Linked DNA regions of Homo sapiens: all the other regions are linked to region 1. A link is a contact called in ENCODE Hi-C or POLR2A ChIA-PET data. All regions are on one chromosome and are shown on one strand. The core of a region is the stretch at or near the end of the contact, and the rest is flanking DNA. Distances in the headings are between cores, read along the strand shown. Region 1 holds the start of GAPVD1 (GTPase activating protein and VPS9 domains 1). Region 2 overlaps LOC124902266 (a long non-coding RNA gene). Region 3 holds the start of ZBTB34 (zinc finger and BTB domain containing 34). Region 4 holds the start of NRON (non-coding repressor of NFAT).

Region 1 (4,807 bases), core at 781-3,280:
ATCTGCCCCCCGGAGACTGTACCTGCTACCCTACGCCATAGCTGTCCAGAGACCGGCAGGCCTCAGCCTAAAGGTCTGGAGGGTGAGTGACCTGCGAGACTCACAAGAGGGGAAGCTGACAGACATACCTACAGATGGAGTGCTGACAGACATACCTACAGATGGAGTGCTGTGCCACTTAGTGCCGACAAGAAAGCTGAGGCTGGGGCTGGGTCAGCAGCCAAATTCCAGTTGAGACGGATTTGGTCGTGGACGTGGTCAGCCACCTCAGTAAAATTGGAGAGGATTCTTTTGCATTGAATAAACTTACAACCAAAAAAAAAAAAACAACAGTTCTTCTAAGTAGACTTATAAATCCAAAAAACCTTATTTCTATTTCAGGAGTTTTTTTGTTTTGTTTTGTTTTTTGAGACGGAGTCTCGCTCTGTTGCCAGGCTGGAGTGCAGTGGCGTGATCTTGGCTCACTGCAATATCCACCTCCCGGGCTCAAGTGATTCTCTTGCCTCAGCCTCCCAAGTAGCTGGGATTACAGGCATGGGCCACCACACCCAACTAATTTTTGTATTTTTAGTAGAGATGGGGTTTCACCATGTTGGCCAGGATGGTCTCGATCTCTTGACCTCAATGATCCGCCCGCCTCGGCCTCCCAAATTATTTCAGGAGTTCTTAATCTTTTTGTGCACGGACCTCATTGGCAGTTTGGTGAAGCCTATGGTCCCTTTCTCAGATTTCTTTTAAGTGCATAATTAAATACATGTGATTACAAGGGAAACCAATTATATGGAAATATTAGCAAAACAACAAACTAATATGGTCATAATATATGTACAGCCTTATTATCACATTAAATAACAATGTCTAACGGCGGGTCTAGTAACACCAGAAATTCAAAGAAGTGTTAACCATAAATGATATTCTGAGCTATCTGCAACTGTAAACATGATGCAAAAATATCCGTAATTTTTATTGATCACAAAGTCATAGGCGCTGCTAATGCTACTCTGGCTTGTTGTCCACATTCGTAACTGAAGGAAATAATAAGTTTCAGTTAGCAGTCAATAAAAATAATGATGTCATTTTATCCTCCTTCTAGTGAAAGGACCCTTCTAATTCTATCCATCAATGAACTCCAGTTTAAAACCCCTCTCTAGTTCAAAGTCCTGCTCAGAACTGATTTTCGTCATAAATTTAAAAATAAAAACACTGATTCCTCCTTTGACCTAGTTCTCATCTGAACCTATCACTATGTCTCCCTGTTTTTATGCACATTTATACACAGAACCCTGGGTGTACTTCTGTGGTTTGCCTAGCCAGCACTCACTACAATTTTGCCAGTCAATAAAAGGTGAAGTTAAAAGAAAAGGGATGGAAACAACCAACAGCTCCCTCACTTTCAGACCTCCGACAGCAAGTGGAAAGATGCCAAGTACAGTGAGTGTCTGTGTTAGGTGGGCTGCCCCCAGACCCGTGTGTCCAGCTTGTCAAGCTTCCCTGCAGCACGATATCTTTATCAGCGACACTCAGAAGACATTCCATTTCGTTCTCGCCTCCTATACTCAGTTCCCTACCTGCCGGGCCTCTCGTCTCTGGCCCCCACCCGAGGCCGCCCCGCGGTCCTCCTGTCCCTTCCCATCCCATCCCCCACGCGTCTCTCCCTCTCCTCAGCCCCAGGCCGCCCTGGCTCCTGCGCGCCGCCACATCTCTCCCCTGGGTCTAACCCAGTGTCCCCCGACCCCCACCTCGCCCGACACTGACGGGAAGAGCCCAGGACCCCGGGGTCAGTTGGACCTGACGGCCGGGCAGTCAGAGACAGGCTGCGGCCCTAGGCCGGAGCAACCCGGCCGCGAGGCAGGGAGCCGCTCACAGCCCGCGGACTAAATCGGGACGCGTACTCACCAAGGGGGTCATGCGGGGGAGGACACGGAGGACTCTGTCGGACCGCCACTCGGCCTCGGAGCCGTCGCCCTAGCCGGTGACTGCCCCCGCCGCCGCTGCCGCCACCTTCGCCACTCGCCTGTTGGCTTCCCTGCGTCCTGCAGCGGCGCTGCCGCCACGCCAGCGCGCGTGCGCAGCGCCGCGGGGGCCTCTGGGAGCTGTAGTTCCGCCCGGGCGGCTAGGGGCTCCCACTTCCGCCTTAGGCAGCCCTAGGTCAGCTGCCCCCTGAGGCTGTCGTGGGTGTCCGGGTCCGGAATCGTCTTCCGGAAGGCTGTTCACCAGGCCTGGGCCCTGGTTTCCGCCTGCAGTAATGCTGGACGTGAAGAATCCGACTGAGCAAGTATGTGTAAAGCAAAAATGTAGAGCGTTTTATGCTTTCTGTGACAACGCTCAGTTGCCCAGGACACATTATTCGCATGAATGACTCTCTCTCTTCTCTGTTTCTCTCTCACACGTACGCACACACTACTTACAAACCTCCCTTCCCTTTTTTTTTTTTTTTCGAGACGGAGTCTGGCTCTGTCGCCCAGGCTGGAGTGCAGTGGCTCAATCTCGGCTCACTGCAAGCTCCGCCTCCCGGGTTCACGCCATTCTCCCGCCTCAGCCTCCCAAGTAGCTGGAACTACAAGCGCCCGCCACCACGCCCGGCTAATTTTTTGATTTTTAGTAGAGACGAGGTTTCACCGTGTTAGCCAGGATGGTCTCGATCTCCTGACCTCGTGATCCGCCCGCCTCGGCCTCCCAAAGTGCTGGGATTACAGGCGTGAGCCACCGCTGCCGGCCCCTCCCTTCCCTTTTGTTCTAAGTGCCATTAATTGGTTTGGATGGTATCTGGATTTTCAGTGTAAAACCTGCCTTCCCACTTCTCAGTTTCTAAAATCTTGCTTATCATAAACTTCACCATGCAGTTATTTTAGGTAAGTCAATAAATGAACTGTCTAATAATTTTTGTAACACCATAACTCATATATTCAGAGGTCAAGTTAGCTGAGTTGAACAGTCTAGAAACCTTAAAATTGGAAGATACCTGCTTAAAGGTCACTAGTGCAACTGTTGCCCAGGCAGGAATTCCCTCCTGTACATTCAGCCAGATGGTCATCTTCCTGTTCAACAGTTCAAATTTCAGGGAGCTCACTCCCTCAAGTAATGCAGCCTGCTCCACTGTTGGACAGCTCTAAATGTTAGAAAGTTCTGCCTCCTGCTGAGCTGAAATCTGTTTCCCTTTATTTCCTTCCATTGCTGGTAGTTAGGCTGCCTGGAGCAATACAGAATGTCTTCCACTTGACAGATCTTCAAAAAATTGAGAACAATGATTATATCCTCCAATACTGGGAGTCTCCAGGCAAAAAAAGGAAAAAAGTAATAATCATTTCCCCAGCTATTTCAAATGTCAATCAACTCCCAAACTGCTTTCTATCTACTCACCTCTCTTGATGTCACCTTTAGGGGCATGGTGGCATATGCCTATAATCCTAGCACTTTGCGAGGCCAAGGCAGGAGGATTGCTTGAGCCCAGAAGTTCAAGACCAGCCTGAGCAACATAGTGAAACCCCAACTCTACAAAAAATACAAAAATCAGCGAGGCATGGTGGCTTGCACCTGTAGTCCCAGCTACTAGGGAGGCTGAAGTGGGAGGATCACCAAGCCCAAAAAGGTCAAGGCTGCAGTGAGCTGTGATCATGCCACTGAACTCCATCCTGGGCAGCAGAGTGAAACCTGTCTCAAAACAAAACAGCAACAACAACATTGACAGAATTGCTTCATATTTATTGCCTTGTTTTATGACTACATAGGTAGTAATAGAACCACCTATGGTAGGCTGGTCAGATGTTATTGCTATCGTGCTGCCATTCAACTCATTCAGGAATTCAATCAGCTCTGTTACAAGACATTACTCAATGCACCGCTGGCATGAAATAAGCAAGAGGAGGCCGGGCGCAGTGGCTCACGCCTGTAATCCCAGCACTTTGGGAGGCCGAGGTGGGCGGATCATGAGGTCAGGAGATCGAGACCATCCTGGCTAACACGGTAGAAACCTGTCTCTACTAAAAATACAAAAAATTAGCCGGGCATGGTGGCAGGCGCCTGTAGTCCCAGCTACACGGGAGGCTGAGGCAGGAGAATGGCGTGAACCCGGGAGACGGAGCTTGCAGTGAGTGGAGATCGTGCCACTGCACTCCAGCCTGGGCGACAGAGCGAGACTCTGTCTCAAGAAAAAAAAAAAAAGAAAAGAAATAAGCAAGAGGATACAATTTACAATCTAGGGTAGGATGAAACTGCCACAGATTAAGGATCATCATAATAAGCCAAGGTACAAAGCATTCTGAGATTCTCAGAGAGAATGGCCTTTTCAAGTTGAGGGTTCATGACCTTATGGAAGAGGTGACAGTTAGGAGTTACTGGATGGCTGGATTTCAAGACAAGAGATGGCATTCGTGGACTGCTAAGGAAGAACTCAGCCTTAGCAAAACCACATTCACAGTGGGCTCTGGAACACTGCGTCTGGGTAGGCTGGAGCACCCAGGCCAGGGAGGAAGGGAAGGAGAGGCCCCAAAAGTTGCAAAAGAATCTTCAGGGAAGCTGCATTGCATGTGAGAAGTAAAAAAGGAACTAGAATGGTCAGTTAATCTTCTGAGCCCTGTTCTGTCACCTACAAATGAAGAACTTGAACTAACAAGCAATTTTCTTTTTTTTTTCCAGTCAGCACACTCAAGGAATTCAAATCTCCTGCTAGAACTATGGATCACTACAACAGTGATTCTTGGGAAATATGGAATAGGTATTATTTTCATCCCTTTTACAAATGGGAAAGTAAACTCAAGAGGTGAAAATTTGCTCAAAATCAATAAGTAGTACTCACTGAGGGCAGATC
Region 2 (4,807 bases), core at 1,168-3,667, 1.9 Mb after region 1:
TCTAATATTTTGTTTAACCCACTATACTCCAAATATCATTCCTACATGTAATCAAGATAAAAAAAATTATTAATGGCTGGGTGCCATGGCTCACGCCTGTAATCCCAGCATTTTGAGAGGCCGAGGCAGGCGGATCACCTAGGGTCAGGAGTTCAAGACCAGCCTGACCAACGTGGTGAAACCCTGTCTCTACTAAAAATGCAAAAATTAGCCAGGATTGGTGGCGTGTGCCTGTAGTCCCAGCTACTCAAAAGGCTAAGACAGGAGAATTGCTTGATCTTAGGAGGCAGAGTCTACAGTGAGCCAAGATTGCGCTGCTGCACTCTAGCCTGGGCAACAGAGCAAGACTCTGTCTAAAAAAAAAAATAATAATAAATAAATAATCATTGAGATATCTTACTTTCTTCCATACTAAGTCTTCAAAATCCAGTGTGTATTTCACACTTGTAACACATCTCAGTTTGGAACAGCTGCATTTCAACTGCTCAACAGCCACATGTGGCCAGAGGCTACTGCACTGGGCAGCACAGTGCTAGACTATAAACTCCATGAGGGCAGGGACCAAGCCATACCCACAATTATTAAATCTAGCATCTGACACAGAGTGGACACTCAAGAAATGTTTGTTGACTGACTAGCTGAATGAAAGAATGAATGAACAAATGAATGAAGGAATGAACAAATGATCTAAGGCCTTCTCAGATCTGAAGCCACACTCCCAGCACAGGCCATGGGAAGGGCATGGAGATGAATTCCAGCCCCACCTCTGCACCCACTTCTCTGAGTGACTGTAAGTACCTCCACTTTTGGGGCCTCAGTTTCTCCAGCTGGTCAATGGCTGGGGGGCTGGACTCTTGTGATTTTTCTGGGCTCTCACTAGAGGACTTTACCCAGAAGATGGGAGTTGGGCCCTCGGTGAAGTTCCCTCCTCCATGCCACCCCATCACCCTACTCTCCCTCCACCTGTAAGATAGGAGATCTCAGGAAAGGCCTCCAGGTGGCCTTCTGTACAGAGTGGAGCCACACCCAAGAGGGGAAAGCTGAGGCAAGGCTTGGTACCTTGGCACAGGCAGCAAGGCCAGGGTGGGGGTGCTGAGGCTTGGCCTCCTCCCTCCAGCATCATCACCCCCACACCTCACATTTGTTCAGAGTTGAGAAGAGAGCAGGGCGGGGCTTATCCTTTCAGTTCTGCAGAGAAGGATAAAAGAGACCGAGAGACATGCCAAGACCAGTCTGAGGTCACATGGGGGGCATGACAGAACTGGCTACTGCCCTAGACCTCTGTTTTTCTCATATGAAAAATGGATACAAAATGTGTCGTCATCCTATCAAACATCAATGCCTCAAATCCAAGCTCCACTACTTAACAGCCCTGTGATCTTGGGCAAGGTTTACCTGGCTGTGCCTCAACATCCTTATTTGTAAATGGGTATCATAATAGTGGCAACCTTGCGGGGTTGTTGAACCATTAATGTGTGAACGTATGTAAAGCGCTCATAAGAATATCTAGGACACTGTGAACGCCATATGAGTGATAGATATTATTATCAGCCTTTATCACAGAGCTGTACTGCAGTTTAAATAAAGGAAGAGGTGTGACCAGGGTTTGCAAACTCTGAAGTCCCCTCTGGAGAGGTAAGCACCTTTTGGCTGCAAAGAATGTTGCAAACTATAAAATGCCGTGTGACTTGCAAAGCACTTTGTAAATGTTGCCGCAGTGAGGAGGCTATTGTAGGTTAGCCTTTCATAATCCAAAAAGCACTTCAAAATCATAAATCACTTTGGGGACCGAAGAGCTCTTTGTAGGGGCTTTCTAGACTGTTGAGTGCTGTGCAAGTCAGAGACAAGTGGCCTTTCAAAGACATGAGCAAGAAGCCGGGGGGGAGTGGGGAGAGAAAGAAACCAGCCCCAGAGAATAAAAACAGCAGTCGTTTTCCTCTGCTCTCGTCACCTCCCGTGCCAGCCAGTGCAGAGAAATTCCAGCAGATCTGCAGATTCCTGCGATTCTGTGCTGAGGCCAGGGAGGCCTCCCTGCATCGCTGACTCAGCCAAACGAGAGGGTGTGAGTTAAGCAGGAATCAGCTCCATCTTCCTTGCTTCTGTGCCTCTTCTTTTTTCTTCCTTCTGCCACAAAGGCAATGAACCTGACACCATTTAAAGATTTCCCTCTTTGGCCTCCTGATGACCTTGCCCTGAGGCCCAGACTTGGGCCTGCTCTGGAGACCCAGCCTGGGATGTCTGCCACCCCCATCATGGAAGGAGTAATAGGGCTGTGAGGGCAGAGGGCAGGTGGGGCCAGGCAAAGACCCTGGGCTCCAATCCCAGTTCTGCTATTTCTCATCTATGACCTCGGGCAAGTTCATTTACTTCTCTGAGGCTGAGTCCCTCAGCCATAACATGGGGTTGACAATGCTCATCTTGTGTGTCATCGTTAGGTGGCCTGGTGTGCATGCAAGTTCTGTCCCTTCCTCTAACTGTAGGCATGAGGGCCTTCTGATAAGGGAGAAATAGATACCAAGGCAGCTTCTACAGTGTAGGGGCTTTGAGCATGAGTTTTCAAATCATAAAAACTTGGGTTCAAATCCTGGCTCTGGCCAGGCCCGGTGGTTCACGCCTGTAATCTCAGCATTTGGGGAGGCTGAGGCAGTCAGATCAGATCACTTAAGCCCAGGAGTTCCAGACTAGCCTGGACAACATGGCAAAACCTAGTCTCTATAAAAAATTTAAAAATTAGTTGGGCATGGTGGCACACTCCTACAGTCCCAGCTACTCTGGAGGTTAAGGATTAATGCCTACAATCCCAGAGTAGCAGGGAGGATCGCTTGAGCCCAGGAGACGAAGTTTGCCATGAGCCAAGATCACACCACTGCACTCCAGCCTGAGTGACAGAGTGAGACCCTGTCTCAAAACAAAAAACAAAACAAACAAACAAAACTTCTGGCTGTGCAACAAACCAGCTGTGTGTCTTTAGGCAGGTCATATTACCTTTCTGAGCCTCTATTTCCTTGACCCATAGGATGAGCATAATAGTCTATCTTGTAAAGTGTTTACAAGGACTTGAGACATGATGCATATGGCATGTGTGGCACAAAACCTGGCACACAATCACAGCTCAATGAATGGTCACGATGATTCCCCCACCTCCCCAGGCTAGTTTGACAGTCTCATTGTATTCCATCATATCACACACGTCTCCTTCAGGTGTTTCCTCATGCTTTCAAGTAATAGATTAAAAGCTTCTGGACCCAGCCAGAACCTGCCACCCCTGCTATTTCTGCAAACCCCCCTGAGATCCCTTTTCCACAGCTCACTCTCCTCTACTCATATCTCTATCTGCAATATGTCAACCTCAATGTGAAACTCAACTCCTTCTTGAGCCTGTCACAAGCCAGGCATGAACAATACATCCTCTGCTATAGATTTCATTAACGGGAGAGGGGTCTACACTGCAGCCTCTCTTCCCAGGAATTGTGGTGAACATAGTCATCTTCGTCCAGTTACAACCATGGGTCTGTATACCCCTTGAGGGATGTGGCTACGTGCCTTGTTCGCTGTTGCTTCCCCAACACCCAGTGCAATATCTGGCCCCCAAGAGGCAGATCTAAAACACGCGGTGAGTAAATTAATATACGACAGGGAAAGACGCTCTTGAGCTGGGGGAGAATCATGTGGTTGTCCAGTGCCCTCAGCTCTCAGGTCAGTTTTGTGGCAAGGGGACAGATTTGGTCCCCGCTGCAGTCAGGAAGAGGCTGATACTGATGTGTGTCCATTTCAGACCTCAGAAATAACCACCTGCCCAATACAGTCTTGGCCTTTTCAAGGTTCATGTGCCTATTAACACTTGGGGATCCTTCTTCACCCTCAGGTCTGATGCTTTCCCATCAGCAATTGTCACCAAGAGTGACTAAGACACAGGACAGTGGTTCCCCAAACCAGCTGCACATCAGAAGCCCCTGGGAAGCTTTGGAACACCAGAGCCACTTGGAGGTCAGGTTCCCCCGAGATCCTGATTCAAATGGTCTGGTGTGGGGCCTGATAATTGATTTGTTTAAAAATCATAGCTGATTCAAAATTATATCACTGACGGCCAGGCGTGGTGGCTCATGCCTATAATCCCAGCACTTTGGGAGGCTGAGGCAGGTGGATCACCTGAGGTCAGGAGTTTGAGACCAGCCTGGCCAACATGGTGAAACCCTGCCTCTACTAAAAACACAAAAATTAGCTGGGTGTGGTGGTACGTGCCTGTAATCCCAGCTACACAGGAGGCTGAGGCAGGAGAATTGCTTGAAGCCAGGAGGCGGAGGTTGCAGTGAGCCGAGATTGTGCCATTGCACTCCAGCCTGGATGACAAAGCAAGATTCCATCTCAAAAAAGAAAGAATAAAGAAAAAGAAAAAAAATCACTGAGGCAGAGAAAGGTACTTTTTGTTTTGTTTTGTTTTGTTTTTTAACAAATGGGTCTATGAATGCCTGCGGGCTTTCCATCTAAAGCCCTCCATGAGTCAGGCAGTCTGTGGGCTGGATGAGGGCCCGGCTGAATGCTGGAGAGGAAAGCATGTGGGCTTTGGAGTGACTGTAGATGTGGTTTTGAATTTTACAACGTCCTGGCTCTGTAGCCTTGGGAAAGTCACTTCACCAATCTGAGCCTGGGCTTCCTCCTCCATCAATTAGCAATCAGAATTCCTGCCTCACAGGTCGGCTGGGAATAATCAATGAGAGAATGTCGTATGTAATTATCTGGCACAGGGCCCAGCCTAGGGTTGGCGCTTTGTAAAGTGAGGTTCTGTTGCCTTCCTGAGCAAGCTTGG
Region 3 (4,807 bases), core at 1,675-4,174, 1.6 Mb before region 1:
AAGTTTGAAAAACATTAAGCAGAATTTAAACTAAAGTAACATGAACATTAACGGGAATAAAACGTAACTAGATTCATGGTACTGACATTTTAGACAAGTGCTTCAAATGGAAGGCAAAAGTGGGGGGACACAGCGGTGCAGAAATCCAAAACTCAGTAGGTACACAGTTCAGCAGCTTATCATTTCTCCACCTTGATAAATGTACACCCAATAATGACAATAACAATAATGAAAATGTACTAAGCAGTTACTAGGTGCTGCACATTTTTCTACTTCGTTCCATTTTCGTTTACAGTTCATTGGATTTTATTATCCTCCACACTGCAAATAAGAAACGGAGGCTCAGAGGCATTAGATAAATTGCTCAACTTCACAGAGCTGGTAAGCAGACTTGCTAGGATTCAAACCCAGGTCTCTGATTCCAAAGCTGCTGTTCTTTCCCCACAGCCTCCGAATGAAGAATCACATGACTTTTACCTTTTCCCATGATCAGAGGGAAACGTTTCAAAGTTTCAAAGATTCGTTTTGTGCTTTCTGCACCCTAAGAGAGCAAGCTGAAAACATCCACCTTGAATGGTAGCATTACATATCACTTATCTATGACACAGAAAGCTGATAAAAACAGATTCTCCTTAAAAAAAAAAAAAGGCAAATTACAAAACAAAACAAAAAGTTGTTTACCAACAAAAATCAGGAAGTATTTGAGTACCTATTATAGAAGTCCAGCCCCAGTATTAGATACTATAAGGTCTCCGAGAGGAGTATTAAGACACAATGCCCTTAAAAAAACTCCCACTCCAGTTGGGACAAGAACAAGTTCAACAGCCAAGGAACAAGTGCTGAATCCGAGTGCCACAAAGCCATGGGGGCAGGGAAGTCAGGGAACACCCTCTGGAGGAAGTATATCTGCAGCAGGGGCTTGAAGGAAGTGAAATGGAGAATTTGCACAGAAAAGAAAAAGGAGGCCAGTGCTTCAGAAGGGGGAACAACAGAAGCAAAACCCAAGAAGCCGTAACTAACTCAGTTCTGCAGGGGACAGACTTGGAGAAGCAGAGAATAAGGTTCAGGTAGGTGGGGTGGGGCCAAACCACGGAGAGTCTTGAAAAGACAGGGTGGGCGGTGGCTGGACATACCGTGGCAGGCAAGAGGCCACTACTCAGCTTTGAACAGTGGTATAACTGCCGTGGCCTCTTAACTGATCTCCTGGCCTCTAGCTTCTTCACCAATGCCTTCAGTAGTTTCAACTTTGACCTAGTGTTTGAGTTGAGGAACTAGCCGCGGCCCACCTCTCCTCCTACTTCCCTCCTATATGAACCCTTCTCTGCCAGGAGACTGGTCTATTCACTAACTCCATAGGATCACTGGGCCTGATTCCTCTTTTCCTATCTGAATGCTACTCATCCTTTAACACCCGGCTCAAATCCCGCCCCTCACTAAACCCTCCCTAACCACTCGGCCTACAGTGACCTCCATCTCTCCTTCTTAATTCTACAGCACACAGCCTTGTCTCATCAAAATTACCTTTTCATAAGTAATGTCTCAGCACCCTGTGTAAAGCTGCCTGGAGACTGTAAGTGTGCCTTCTACTACTTTCCCACCACATGGAACAGCATCTTGCCATTTAATAAGCAAGCAAGCACTCAACTATTTTTTGACTTCCTATAGTAAGTTTGGCTTTAGCATAAAGGAAGGATGGGGGAGGGGGGAACCTCTGGAGTCAGCGACCAGCTTAGAAGCTGTTGCAATAATCCAGATGTGAAGCAAAGAGGGCCTGGACTAGGGAACAAAGAGAAAATGGGCAAATATAAACAACAAAAAATTCTGCATGCAAAAACTCGGCGGAATGTGATTAACTACTACTAGGGACAAAAGCAAGGGATGAATGAGGATTAAGGTGAGGTTTAGAAAACGCTTCTTGAAATCATTTTAAAGCCTGTCTGAAACAAAATGCAGTAAGTGGCTTAAAAAGTCCACACTGACAAAGTCTTCAGCGAAACTGCCCAGTATCTTGAATCAGGGACAGCCCTTCCAATTTGAGACATACACGGAATGGCAGAGCCAGAAGGGTTCTTAGAGAGTTAAATGAAACCCTCAATGATCACATGGGGAAACTGAGTCCTAGCATGGAAGGGGCTTGCGGAAGGCCTCAAGACAGAGACTCCCAGACGAGTGCCGCCCTGAAAGCACAGCCACTTGGCCTAGAAGGGCACTGTTTACAACCCCGGTCAGCCCCAGCCCAGCCCTCCGCAATGGCAGGACCAACTGAGCGCGAGTGGCCACGGAGACGTCTGGGGCCAAGCGCAACCCGTCGCCGCCGCCTGTTTACCTGGAGGAAGGCGGTGGCGTGAGGCAGCGGCTCCGTGGCAGCCACCCGAAGGGCCGACCCCTGGCCCGGCCGGCTCTCCAGGGAACTCAACCATCTGCCCTCCCTCCCCGTACAAAAGGGAGCGCCCCCAGGGCTAGGGGCCCGGAAGCTGGGGATCCCGAGACGCCCCGGGCGGAGGCTGGGAGCCCAGGGCAGCTGCCCGAGCGCGACCCTCAGCCGGGCCAGCGGCGCCGGGACTCCAGGACCGAGCACAGCTGGCCCCTCGGGGACGCGCGCCTGACCCCAGCAGGTGCCCGGGGCCTCCGGACCCCGCCCGGCCTCGGCTCCCGCCCGCGCCGGCCGCCTGCCCGCGGGACTGACCAGGCGCGGAGGCTCCCGCCCCGCCGCGCCCAGAGGGAGCCGGACAGCGGCCCGGGGACTGCCCCCCGCCCCGCCTGCCCCGCCTGCCCCGCCCGCGCCTAGCCCGCTGCTCGCCGCCCCCGGCCAGCGTGCCTCACCTGTCCAGAGCGCCGCGCTCACATCGCCCGCCCGCGGCGCCCCCTCCGCCGCCGCCGGCGCCAGGCCAGTCCCCGCCGCTCCGGCTGCCGCCCCAGCCCGCGCCCCCCGCCCCCGGAAGCGCTTCCCGGCCCCGCCCCCTGGACGCCCGCGCTTCCGGGCAGGCGCCAACCCGGGTGGTGGCGTTGCGCGGCGGACCTCTAGCCAGGGCCCGGGGTCCTGAGTCCCGCCCGGTTGTCGTCCCAGAGCCTCGCCGCGGGCTAGCGGCAGCCTTGGTCTGGACCCCGGAGTCCCGACTCCGGGAAGCGGCGTCGGCTCTGCCTTCAGCCCGCGCTCTCCTCGGCGCCCCCTGCTGGCGGGAGAAGGGCGGTGCAGTGGGGCGCGTTTCAGGGGCTCCCGGAATCGAACGGGTGGGAGAGAGCCCAGGACCCTCGACCCCCCCAGCACTGGGGGGCCTGCCCCCAGCCCAGCCCTCCCTTCCAAGACCCTCCCTCCTGCATCTCTTCAGGCGCATGCCACGCACCCGAGCTGCTCCTGGCAGGGCAGCTGAAGGCAGCAAGGTGCAGTGGTTAGCAGCAGGGCTCTGGGGACCTGTCATAGGGGGTCTCTTGACTTACCACCTTGGGCAGGTTTTCTCTCTCTCAAAACGGAGGTGGCTCCCGCCTGTAATCCCAGCACTTTGGGAGGGCGAGGCGGGAGGATCACTTGATCCTAGGAGTTTGAGACCAGCCTGGGCAACATAGGGAGGCCCCATTTAAATTTTTAAAACTTAGCCAGGCTTGGTGGCACATGCCTGTAGTTCCAGCTATTGGGGAGGCTGAGGTGGGAGGGTCGCTTGAGTCCGGGAGGTCGAGGCTGCGATGAGCCATGATCGTGTCACTGTACTTCAGCAGTGGTGAAAGAGCAAGACCCTGTCTCAAAAACAAAACGGAGGTGAAAATTCCCAACTCACTGTTATAAAACCCATGTCACAGAGCATGCCTCAAAAAATGTGCATTTCCAGACCCTTGGGGACACCCCAGTCTTCAAACCGTTGGGTGGGAGTGGGAGCCTCACCCAGCGTTTTCCTCCCAGCATTAGACCAATGTAACACTCTTTGAAGAGCTTCCCTTTGCATTTTGGTGGAGTCAGTAGTTGTGGCAGAGGTTTATTTTCCTTTTTCTGGCTTTGTAATAAAAATAAACTAGGAGGCAAAGATACCAGCTCCTCTTCAGGATAGAAAGCTGCTGAGACTTCCTGATGTTACTTCATCCTTTGCAAGCAGGAACTGTCTCTCCAGGATCTGTCCAGTGGTCATCCTCCAATAGCAACAGCTACCCTTTGTCAAACACTCCATGCAGGGCACTGTGTAGACACTTGACAGCCATGACCTCATTTAACACAACCTAAGGAGGTGGCGATCTATTCCCATTTTAATCCAAGAGGGAACTGAGGCTCAGAGAGGTTGAGTGACTTATCCAAAGTCACACAGCTAGTAAATGGCAGACTTGGGATGAACTCCCTTGTCTCTCTGACTTCTTATAGCAACAGAACATCCAAGCATAGGATTTTAGGCAACCTGCCTATAACTGCAGGCACCTGGGCAGACAGGTAGTCTCGCTCTTGAATTGCTATTGCACTTGAGTTGTTTTCTTGAGATCTGTCCCCAAGGGTGAGATACGTGTGCACCCAGGGCACAGGAATACATCATCTTGTCAGGTTTCCTCCGGACTGCTGAGCTGATTCTTATGCCCAGAGGTTTTCCTACAGATCAGCCTTGGGCCTCATCATTTTAACTGATTTTTGCTAAATTCGTTGATAAGAGTTAGGGTCTTCTTGGCTGTGACACAATATTTGCATATCATTAAGTACTATAAAGACTAAAATAGTTCCTGAGTTTTTGACCCTCCTCTGCCAAGTGTCTCAAAGTTGTTGGCCCTCTGTCTGTCCATTGGATGCTGGGTATTTCCCTCATAGTTTATATTTACTCTCCCACCTAACTGGGTC
Region 4 (4,807 bases), core at 1,105-3,604, 1.1 Mb before region 1:
AAAACCAGCCAAGCAAAAACAAAGTTGCAGAATGATGTATTATAAACAATCCCATAAGACAATCTTTTTTCCATGGGCACACACGGCTAAGCTACAGTACAGCAAAGGGCTGGAGGGAGTAACTTAGAGGTGACTGAGGGGCAGGAGAGGCTCACGGTATTGACGACAGAAGCCTCTAAGATGGGAGTGTGGATTCTCCCCACTGCTCTTCCATATGTTTTAAGTGTTAATTTTTTTGGATGAGAAATTATTTCTTTTAATCAGAAAAAAAGATGGCAAAAACTAGGGGAACACTTCTCAATGTGGTTGGGAGAGTAGAAGAGACACACGTATGAAAGCATCCAGCGTGGTGGTGCTTGGTGCTGAAGGGACACCTTGTTTTCTATATAATGTGTCTGCTGGTGGACAAAGACCAGAGGTCATGTACAAAGGAGAGGAATGGATTGTGGGGGCAGCAGAAGAAATATGAAAAGCAACAAAAATCAAGTTAAGATAGGAAGGGGAAGAAGAACACAGCAAATGGCTAAATGAAATTCCACATTATTCCTGCAAACACCACTGGGAAGAAGTCATCTGTGACGCACAGCTTCTGTGCCAGGTGTAAGGACGTGCTTAATGAATGCCATTTAATGAAGAAAAAGGCTCTTATAAAACACCTGGCACAAGCAGGGTGCGGGAGTCACAGAGAAGGGGACCTTTGCTGCACCTGCTGGCATTTTAATAAGCACCTTCTAGAGCGCCCGCTCTCCAAGGCTGGTCAATGGTGTCAGAAAGAGGTCCCTGACCATTGCCCACACTTGCTGACAGTTTGGGGAACCTTATTTCTTAAAGACCATATGCTCAGGTATCGGATCACCCTGGAAGGTAATTAAAATGAATCATTTTCAGCTGGAAGGGCCTGACTAACACTCGAATCCTCCTCAATGACTTCACAGCCAGGATTCCTGCTCCAAGTCCCCTGTGTTTCCCAAGTGAGGCTCTGAATTACGATTGAGATCTGTGAAGACCCAGAGATGTGAGGAGATATTGTAATTCTTTCTTGTAACTTGTTTCCGCTAAAACAGAAAGTCAGTTATTTTAATCACTCTAGGCTCTAAAATATTTTCAGTTGTGGTTTTCTTTTCATATTGATTTTGGAGCCAACCTCAGGGAGAAACCACCATGCGCAAAGTTTACTATCATTTGTCACGGTCTGATGAGTCTCTTTTTTGTTTCGTTTTGTAATTGACACAAGCCAAGACAAGTAAGGTTTTGTAAAACTTAAAAGAGACCTATTTCCTCTACAGTTATATTCACTATCTTATAAACCTTCTATGCCCAGACCTAAAACTTAATTCCAAGTATTACCCAGTGAACACAGGCCCATGCCAGGGGAGCTGGACCAGTATCAACAGGCACACAAGGCCGCTATAATTAGGATGTGGCGACTGACTCAGCGCACTTTTTTTATTGTGCTCCTACTGTGTGCTAGGCACTGCCTGGCACCGAGACAGTTTAAGAAACCAAATGAAACGTGTATCTTCCCCTTTAGGAATTTATCCATAAGTCAACTGAAACACGAACATAAATCTCCTATATCACAAAGTAAAAGCTCTGAATATCAAAAGATAGGCCATAAAGGACAATATGGTTATATGCTTCAATTTTAAAACAGTGGCATGAAAAAGAAATAACTGGGTGTGGTGGCTCATGCCTGTAATCACAGCACTTTGGGAGGCCAAGGCGGGTGGATCACGAGGTCAGGAGTTCAAGACCAGCCTGAACAACATGGTGAAACCCCGTTTCTACTAAAAAATATAAAAATTAGCCGGGCGTGGTGGCGTGTGCCTGTAATCCCAGCTACTCAGGAGGCTGAGGCAGGAGAATTGCTTGAACCTGGGAGGTGGAGGCTGCAGTAAGCAGAGATCACGCCATTGCACTCCAGCCTGGGTGACAGAGTAAGACTCCATCTCAAAAAAAAAAAAAAAAAGAAATAACCAAAATAACAAACATCTGTTGAGAGTCTACTACAGGCCAGGCACTCTGTTAGGCCCTGGGAGGTATCCAGGGACATGGGAGCCATGGTCCCACCTGCAAAAAGAAAAGACTGTGGCTGGGGAGAAGAGGCCCGAGCAATGAAATAGTAATTCAAGAGTCTAGACAGTGGCCCAAGAGATGTCACAAAGCCAAGGATGGGCAACGGAGGCTCCGGGAGTCAGAGAGGTAGGAAATGGGATTTGACTTGCATGGCTGGGAGGGGCTTTCCAGGGAGGCCCGCGTGAAGGCTTTGTTCCTGGAATTTTCACTCCTGTAATTATTTAGGACTATGGCAGTTACTACTCACTGGGCACTTGCACCATTCCTCATGTTCATACACATCTCTAATGTAAACAACCCAGCAAGGGAAGTAGTACCCTATATGTGGGGGAAAAGTGGTTCAGAGAGGTTAAGTAACTCACCCAAAGTCACACAGCTGAAGAAAATGGCTGGGCTAGGATGTGCGTTCATGCTCTTTCCACCATGCCATGTTGCTTTACTGAGATGACACAGGGCACAAAGTAAGTGCAAACACAGACCTGTTCATTTTCCATTCAGGAAGCCCATTTGCCACGACCAATGCAACTCCAACCTACCAGGCTGACTGTAGAATGGGTTTTCCTCATGGGCAACACATACACACATGCATGCATGCGCGTGCATGCGTGCACACACACACACACACACACACACACACACAAAACCAAATCACTGTGCATTGGACAAGGGGAAAAAAAAGCTGCCACTGGAAGATGAAGGAAATCACAATTCCAAACTCCCCAAGTTCCTAAATGCATAAAGTACGTGCAGCTTGACGGCATATGGCAAATCAATTACTAGTTTAAATCTTAAAACAAAAACATGGCAAGTGTGGTGCAGAAATAATCAAGAACAACGGTTAGGTTTAGATTACAGTGGGCCACTAGAGTTTTGAATACAATTAATCATCATTCCAGGCAATGGGAAGCCATATTGACACTTATTCCTAATTTGAATATTTAATTAGGGTGAAGTTCTTCATCAAATTATCGCAGAACTGGGAGAAAGCCTGGAAGACTTACACAATTACTATCTTAACCCCTTCCCAGCTGCTCACCTGTGAACACAGCCATTCTAGTCCCAGCTCCGCAGGGGAGGTTGCCTGTGCCCAGTCTCTGATGCTGTGGGGTGCTGGAGGGGTGCTGGTGACTGGAGTTGCAACTGCAGCAGGCGGGAGCCACGTGGTGGCAAAGGAAAGGTCTAAGGGGATGCCCTGCTCATGCTTAGGCTAAGTTCTGCATTGAACCCTGGACACAGACAGAAAGCCAGCATGCATGGGTGCTCACTGGGCACCAGGGTGGTGCTTTCTGTGTCCCCCCCCAATTTAATTCTCATGACAAATCCTGCAAAGGAGGCATTTCTATCCCCATTTCACAGAGGAAGAAACAGGCTCAGAGAGTGATAAAACTCACTCAAAGTAACACCGCCTGTGAGTGGTGTAAAGAAGGCCCAAGGGACACACACACACACACACACACACACACACACACACACACACACACAGAGTTACTCACCAAAAGTGATGACAAAGAGAACACGCAAAGGCCCACAAAAATGTTTTCAAGGCTGTATTTTGGATCATCTGCACCGTGTGGCTAAATCAAAGGAAAACCAAAACCCAGGCCTCTTCAATCAGCATTCTAAAATTTAACTCTTGGGTTCAAAATGCATTACTGAGCCCCCCCCCACAATGGAAGTCACGATGCCGTTGTGGCCAGGGGCTCAGCAGAATGGTGGAGGTGGGGGCAGCAAAGCTCAAGGAACAGTCCCACAAGGCCGATTTGAGGCAAGGTGACAAGGTGGCCATCCAAACCCCGCAGAGTAGGACTCGAGAAGGTGGGCGCTGCGGGACAGGTGTCCTTGGGGAGGGGAATGTTTGCAACAGGACAAAAAAATGTGAACTCTTTCTTCTTTCAAGATGGCCAAGGCTCAATGATAGCATTTAGAACTATACATCAGCTTGGTGATTACGTTCCTTAATGTACGCCTTTGCTATCTGAAAAGACTTTTACTAACATTTCATAGATACTATGTGATTCTACGTGACCAAAAACAACACATTTTGCCACATAATCTCCCCGAAGGACTCAGGACACGGCCAAGGGCTGAGTGCACACATGGGACTGGACCACGGTAGGTCCAGAGACCTTTCTGCTTCCAGCCTCCACCGAGAAGCCGAAAAGGAGGGACATCCTGATAGTTTCAGGTTAGCCATCTCTCCTTAAAAGCCTGTGACGGGTTCACTTACCCTCTTGTGGAAAAGGCTCCATTTGCAGTGGCCACTTTCAGCAGGAAGTGGATCGCCAGGCAGAAGGAGGGAGCCGCCCCAGCCCCCTGCCTGGGCCCACTGCAGGCACAGACCCCGGATCCGGATCCATCAGGCCTGCGTGGGGGGAGCGAATGGCATCGGGAACTTTGAAACTTTCCTTTGTATATTACATTAATCCATATAAGAAAATCTCTTTTAATGAGGAGTGATGTAGTTACAAACTCTCCAGAGCCATAATTAGAGCAAACTAATTGAAGTTGTGTTTTGACACACTTTCCAAATTCACGGGTGCCGGATGACATATTCACAACACTGCTGCCGCACAACCATGGCGACGGCAAAATCATTAGGCTAATAACGCTTATTTGCATTCTTATCATGCCGGCAGCTCGCCCTTAAATACTGTTTCCACTACTGCTCCTTTACTGTAAGTTTCCACCGAAAGATATTAACAGTAATTATTAGTACTTTAGTGGAATTTTA

The links. A loop is a pair of places that touch in the nucleus more often than their neighbours do. ChIA-PET counts read pairs that join two places held with the same protein, here RNA polymerase II (POLR2A). Pooled maps may share reads with other maps.
Region 2: a loop to region 1 is called in a map with no recorded cell type, with 5 times the contacts of the local background. The contact joins the enhancer-like site here to the promoter of GAPVD1 in region 1. A Hi-C loop is called at or near these places in 1 of 37 single-sample maps with no recorded cell type and 2 of 50 pooled maps. POLR2A ChIA-PET finds 5 or more read pairs at or near these places in 1 of 52 experiments (OCI-LY7).
Region 3: a pooled map shows a loop between it and region 1 (4-fold over the local background). The contact joins the promoter of ZBTB34 here to the promoter of GAPVD1 in region 1. A Hi-C loop is called at or near these places in 1 of 50 pooled maps. POLR2A ChIA-PET finds 5 or more read pairs at or near these places in 3 of 52 experiments (A673, IMR-90 and activated T-cell).
Region 4: a loop to region 1 is called in a pooled map, with 17 times the contacts of the local background. The contact joins the promoter of NRON here to the promoter of GAPVD1 in region 1. A Hi-C loop is called at or near these places in 6 of 50 pooled maps.

Annotation. Positions count from the first base shown.
Region 1 is chr9:125,259,049-125,263,855 of GRCh38, reverse strand. It overlaps GAPVD1 (GTPase activating protein and VPS9 domains 1), which reads right to left and starts at 2,030. Exons shown (of 28, transcript NM_001282680.3): 1 at 1,897-2,030. It also overlaps the pseudogene RPS10P17. RefSeq lists silencers at 1,884-2,013, 1,952-2,133.
Region 2 is chr9:123,332,986-123,337,792 of GRCh38, reverse strand. It overlaps LOC124902266 (a long non-coding RNA gene), which reads left to right. Exons shown (of 2, transcript XR_007061760.1): 2 at 1-392. Among named protein-coding and RNA genes, the nearest start is that of CRB2, 21 kb to the left of the region's middle. Within about 2 kb of position 2,417, at least 7 of the 41 ENCODE cell types and tissues checked have a DNase peak (open chromatin) inside an H3K27ac peak, as active enhancers do; they include OCI-LY7, where a contact is called at or near this core.
Region 3 is chr9:126,858,756-126,863,562 of GRCh38, reverse strand. It overlaps ZBTB34 (zinc finger and BTB domain containing 34), which reads right to left and starts at 2,924. Exons shown (of 2, transcript NM_001099270.4): 1 at 2,824-2,924. RefSeq lists silencers at 2,406-2,625, 2,736-2,785, 2,796-2,875, 2,906-3,305 and an enhancer at 1,984-2,781.
Region 4 is chr9:126,408,051-126,412,857 of GRCh38, reverse strand. It overlaps NRON (non-coding repressor of NFAT), which reads left to right and starts at 2,354. Exons shown (of 1, transcript NR_045006.1): 1 at 2,354-4,807. The region is part of intron 6 of MVB12B (multivesicular body subunit 12B); the gene reads right to left.